Regions from separate parts of the Homo sapiens genome. Here region 2 is linked to region 1. A link is a loop called in an ENCODE intact Hi-C map of the cell type or tissue named here. Cell type or tissue: heart right ventricle. All regions are shown on one strand.

The links. A loop is a pair of places that touch in the nucleus more often than their neighbours do. Peaks named below come from ENCODE experiments on the same cell type or tissue, not always from the same donor. Only the 100,000 strongest peaks of a DNase experiment are listed, where the experiment ranks them.
Region 2: a loop joins it to region 1, with 2.5 times the contacts of the local background. A loop is called at or near these places in 24 of 110 quality-filtered maps.

Annotation. Positions count from the first base shown.
Region 1 is chr6:123,315,687-123,318,186 of GRCh38, forward strand. It overlaps TRDN (triadin), which reads right to left. Exons shown (of 41, transcript NM_006073.4): 24 at 771-809. All of the region lies in intron 1 of LOC124901393 (a long non-coding RNA gene), which reads left to right. Among named protein-coding and RNA genes, the nearest start is that of TRDN-AS1, 120 kb to the right of the region's middle. In heart right ventricle, a CTCF peak has its summit at 1,250 (motif pointing left); no DNase peak of the experiment used is centred here.
Region 2 is chr6:122,953,940-122,956,439 of GRCh38, forward strand. No RefSeq gene overlaps it. Among named protein-coding and RNA genes, the nearest start is that of CLVS2, 41 kb to the right of the region's middle. In heart right ventricle, no CTCF peak of the experiment used is centred here; no DNase peak of the experiment used is centred here.

The DNA.
Region 1 (2,500 bases):
CTCCTTATAAAGATACAAAATACTTGAATTAGGATAAGCCATAGAAAGACTATAATTGAAATTTTCCTTAGGATTTAGTGTCTTCCTTTTCTACATTTTCCCATATTCTATGATATTCATCCACTCAACCTTCATCACTAGCCTTGAGTGCCCAGCTAATCTCTTGACTTCTTCCCTTGCAAAACCTGTTTTTAGAAAGTCTATTTTAAAAGTATTTCAGCTTTCAAATTAATGGCCAATAGGTCAATGGATTACTTCTCCATAAAATATTTGCACATTTAATTGTGTGAAAGAAAAGTGTTTAATCTGTTAGGTTGAACCATGTGGGACTCCTTTTTTGGAGATCAAAATGGTTGAAAGTAGGTAAATACAGGTTCATAAAACTCAATCCATGATAATAATAAATTTTAGGCATTTGACATGCTCTGTATGGAGCCTCTGACATTTAAGGTGCCCTCTTAGCATTTCATAAACAGTGTTCAATTGCCCAGTAAATAAACAAAGAGCAGCGTATGTGCTAATGGTTCTAGTGCTTTGATAAACTTACCCAAAATCTGCTACCAGAAAGCAAGGAATTTTTGTTAACTTTAGCATACATTTAGTTTTATTGCTTATTACTTGTAAAATATATGGCACATAGCATCAGTATTTTTTTAATGTTTTGGATGTCTAAATATTTTATCCAGCCAGGATTGTAAAACTGTAAAACTAGCTTTCTTCCAACCAAACAGAACATCTCCTTGTATGTAAATCTTACAAAATATCCTTACCTGCTTTGGACATCTTTTCATCTTTTTTAGTTTCAGGTTCTGGGGCAAAACGTACACATAAACACGTACAAACAAAAGGGAAAAAAATAACATTTGAAAAATAGTCAGTACAAAGTGGATTAATAGGTAGGCTTCACTGATTTTTCTTGTCTGTTTTCAATTTCAATTATAGTTATATACTGTTATCAAAATATTAATGGAATATGTATCTTTGGTAAATTATAAAGTAACTTAAGCAAAAATACTTTGATTTTAAAATCCAGTTTGCAAAAAAGTTTCATGCTAATCAAGTAATTTGGCTTCTTGTCTTTAATAAAAGCCAGGACTTATAATTTATGCATTCTGAAAATATTGCAAATTAAAAAATTAATAAAAATTGCTCAGAAGAAAAACGTCATAAATTTTCCTAATTTGACCAACTTAAGCAATTTTGTCTTTGACTACCATACATTTAATTCATGGGGCTCCACCTAGTGGTTAATATAATTATTGTTTTCCTAGTATTTCCGTTAGTATCAATTTTATAAAATAAATCAATTTTACCTAAATTTAATATAATAATATAGACAATTGTGACATAAAGTATCTTGTTCTCTTATTGTCCTAGGACAATGTCTTTTGTCCAGAAATTCTGCATTCTAAAAACACCAGTATAGAATAAATTCATACCTTTTTTAAACTATTCAAGTAATACTCATAGCACAACCCTAATCAATAAGATAGTTGACTATATTTTCATGTTTCCAGTCTATCCTTTTATCTAACCAACTTTCCTAGGCTTTATAATTATCTGTTCTTGGTATAGAGTCTTCTTTTGATTAATGGAAGAGTCCAGGTACATTACAGTTTTCCTCCCTCCAAACAGCAGAAAAAACTGACTTCATAGTTGGAATACCTACTGAGCATAAACTATGTATAAGGGATAATGCTACCAGCTTTATTTGGGTTTTAGTCTAGCAGTGTCTCATTTTCTGTAGTTATAATTTTAAAAACTAATTTGTTTAACTGCAGAATTTTATATAATAAAGAATGTCATAGACTTTTACACACTACTTCCGATAATACTTGAGTGCACCTTCTGTAAAAAGTAGTATCAGTGCTATTAATGCACTCTGACACTCTTTGGCACATATTTCTCCCCCTTTTTGACACATTCACTTAGCTTGGTAGATACACCCTATTTTAATGTTTTCTATGTGCCACAGTATTATAGAAAATTTTGTTATTGTCTGTAATCACTCTTTAGATTTTAAGCTCCATTAGTGCAAGAACTGTGTTTTGTTTATTACTCAAATATCAGCACTGGGTGAAATATCTGATATGTGGTATATGATCAACAAATATTGTTGAAGGAATGAATGAGTGAAATAAATGGAATATATAGAATGACTAAAGGCTCCCTGTTGGGTATCTGAAGTCCTAGAAGAAGTTGATTCATCTTATGACTCTGCAACTAGAGATAAAAATTCAATGTCACATAGCTGTTGCATTTATATTTTATTTTAGAAACTTAAAAAAATAAGTGATGTCTTTATGTGTCCAATGATAGCAAATATGGCCTGCAACAATTCAATGATACCTTCAATTATTGGGTTTCCTGGTGCTATGTTTTGTCTCAGTCAGTTTAGGCTAAAGTTAATTCCTATCTAATTACTTAGTCTACAATACACAATTCTCTCTTTTGATGGTGAGTTCTGATGAGATTTTGGCTTCACTGGAAAGGAAACAAC
Region 2 (2,500 bases), 360 kb before region 1:
TGTGAGGAAACAATGAGTGAGAGTCCCTGGGGATTCACACTTCTTCCATGGATCTTTGCAATCTAGGCTCAGGAGATCCCCCATGAGTCACCCTACCTCCACTAGGGCCTCAGCTCATCCAGAAAAGAAGTCAATTGACTGTAATCAAATTACACCACTGTTAAAGAAACATCAGCCCACACAGATCAGAAAGAACCAGCACAAGAACATTGGCAGTTCAGTAAGCCAGAGTGTTTTCTTTCCTCCAAATGACCATACCATTTCCATAACAAGGGCTCTTAACCAGGATGAAATGGCTGAAATGATAGATACAAAATTCAGAATATGTATAGGAAGATCATCGACTTTTGGAAGAAAGTAGAAATCCAATACAAAGAAACTAAGGATTACAATAAAATAATACAAGAGCTGAAAGACAAAATGGCCATTATAAAAAATAACCAAACTGATCTGATAGAGCTGAAAAACACACAACAAGGATTTCATAATACAGTCACAAGTTTTAACAGCAGAATAGACTAAGCTGAGGAAAATCTCAGATTCTGAAGATTGGTTCTTTGAACTAACTCAGTCAGACAAAAATAAAGAAAAAATTTAAAAAGAATAAAAAAATTCCAAGAAATATGGAATTATGTAAAAAGACCAAATATATGATTCATTGACATCCCCAAAAAAGAGGGAGAGTAAACAAGCATCTTAGAAAACATATTTGAGGTTATGGTCCATGAAAATTTCTCTAGCCTCACTGGAGAGGCCAACATTCAAATTCAGAAAATGCAGAGAACCCCTGTGAAATACTATGTAAGATAACTATCCCCAAGACACAATCATTAGATTCTCCAAGGTCAATATGAAAGAAAAATATTAAAGGCAGCTAGAGAAAAGGGGCAGGTCACCTACAGAGGGAAATCCATCAAGCTAATAGCAGAACTTTCAGCAGAAATCTAAAATGCTGGAAGAGAGTGGGGTTCTATATTAGGCATTTTTAAAGAAAAGAAATTCCAACCAAGGATTTCATATCCAGCCAAACTAGCTTCATAAGTAAAGGAGAAATAAGATCCTTTTCAGACAAGCAGATGCTAAGGAAATTTGTTACCATCAGACCTGCCTTACAAGAAGTACTTAAGGAGGTGCTAAATATGGAAATGAAAGACCATTACCAGCTACCACAAAAACATATTTAAGTATATAGTCCATTGACACTATAAAGCAACCACACTATCAAATCCACATAATAAGCTAACAACATGATGACACGATCAAATTTGCATATATCAATATTAACCTTAAATATAAATGGGCTAAATGCCCTCAAATAAAAGGCATAGAATGGCAAGTTAGACAAAGAAGAAAGACCCAACTGTATGCTGTCTTCTAGAGACCCATCTCACATGCGATGACACCCATAGATTCAAAGTAAAGGGATGAAGAAAAATATACCAAGCAAATGGAAAAGAGAAAAAAGGAGAGGTTGCTATTCTATTTCCAGACAAAACAGACTTTAAATCAACAACCATCAAAAAAGACAAGGAAGGGCATTACATGATGGTAAAGGGTTAAATTCAGCACAAAGACTTGACCATCCTTAATATTTATGCACCCAACACAGAGGCATCCAAATTCATGAAGCAAGTTCTTAGAGACCTATGGAGAGACTTAGATAACTACACAATAATAGTAAGAGACCTCAATACCCTACTGACAGTATTAGAAACATCATCGATGCAGAAAATTAACAAAGATATTTAGGACCTGAACTGAACACTTGACTAGATGGGCCTAACATATATCTACAGAACTCTCCACCAAAGAACAACAAAATCCTATATTCTTCTCATTTGCACCTGGAACATACTCTAAAATCAACCACAAAATTGGTCATAAAAGAAACATCAGCAAATAAAAAAAAGAAAGAAAAGATACCAGACACGATTTCAGGCCACAATATAGTAAAAATAAAAATTAATGCTAAGAAAATTGCTAAGAGAGGAAAAAAAAAGTGGTGGCTAAGAGGAAGGACTAACTTGCAACTCCCTTTTGGAAGGACAGAGTAGTGTGTGGAGGCTCACATCATGAACTTTTGCTCCTGCAATTACTGCAGGAATATACCAGGAAAGCAGAGGGAATCCACAGACCCTTCGAAGGAGGTGAAATGCTGCTGCAGGCACCATAGGATAGTCAAAGAACTGTGAATTGGCTTGCTTTCTCAGCTGGGAGGCTGTAACCTGGGGCACGTTCCTCACCTCTGCTCACTGACTGCCTGGAAATAAACTCAGTGTTGTTGGGGGTGTACAATGGGAGTGAGACTGGTCTTTTGGGCTGTGGGCTGCCTGGGACATGGGTGAGGCCGGTGGCTGCCAGCTTTCCCCCACTTCACTGGTGATCTGTGTGACAGAGCAGAGGCAGCCAGAATTTCACTGGGAACATAACTCCTTTGACCTGGGAACCACCTGCCCATCCCCCACAGCAGCTGCATCAAGCCCTGCCCAAGAAAAATCTG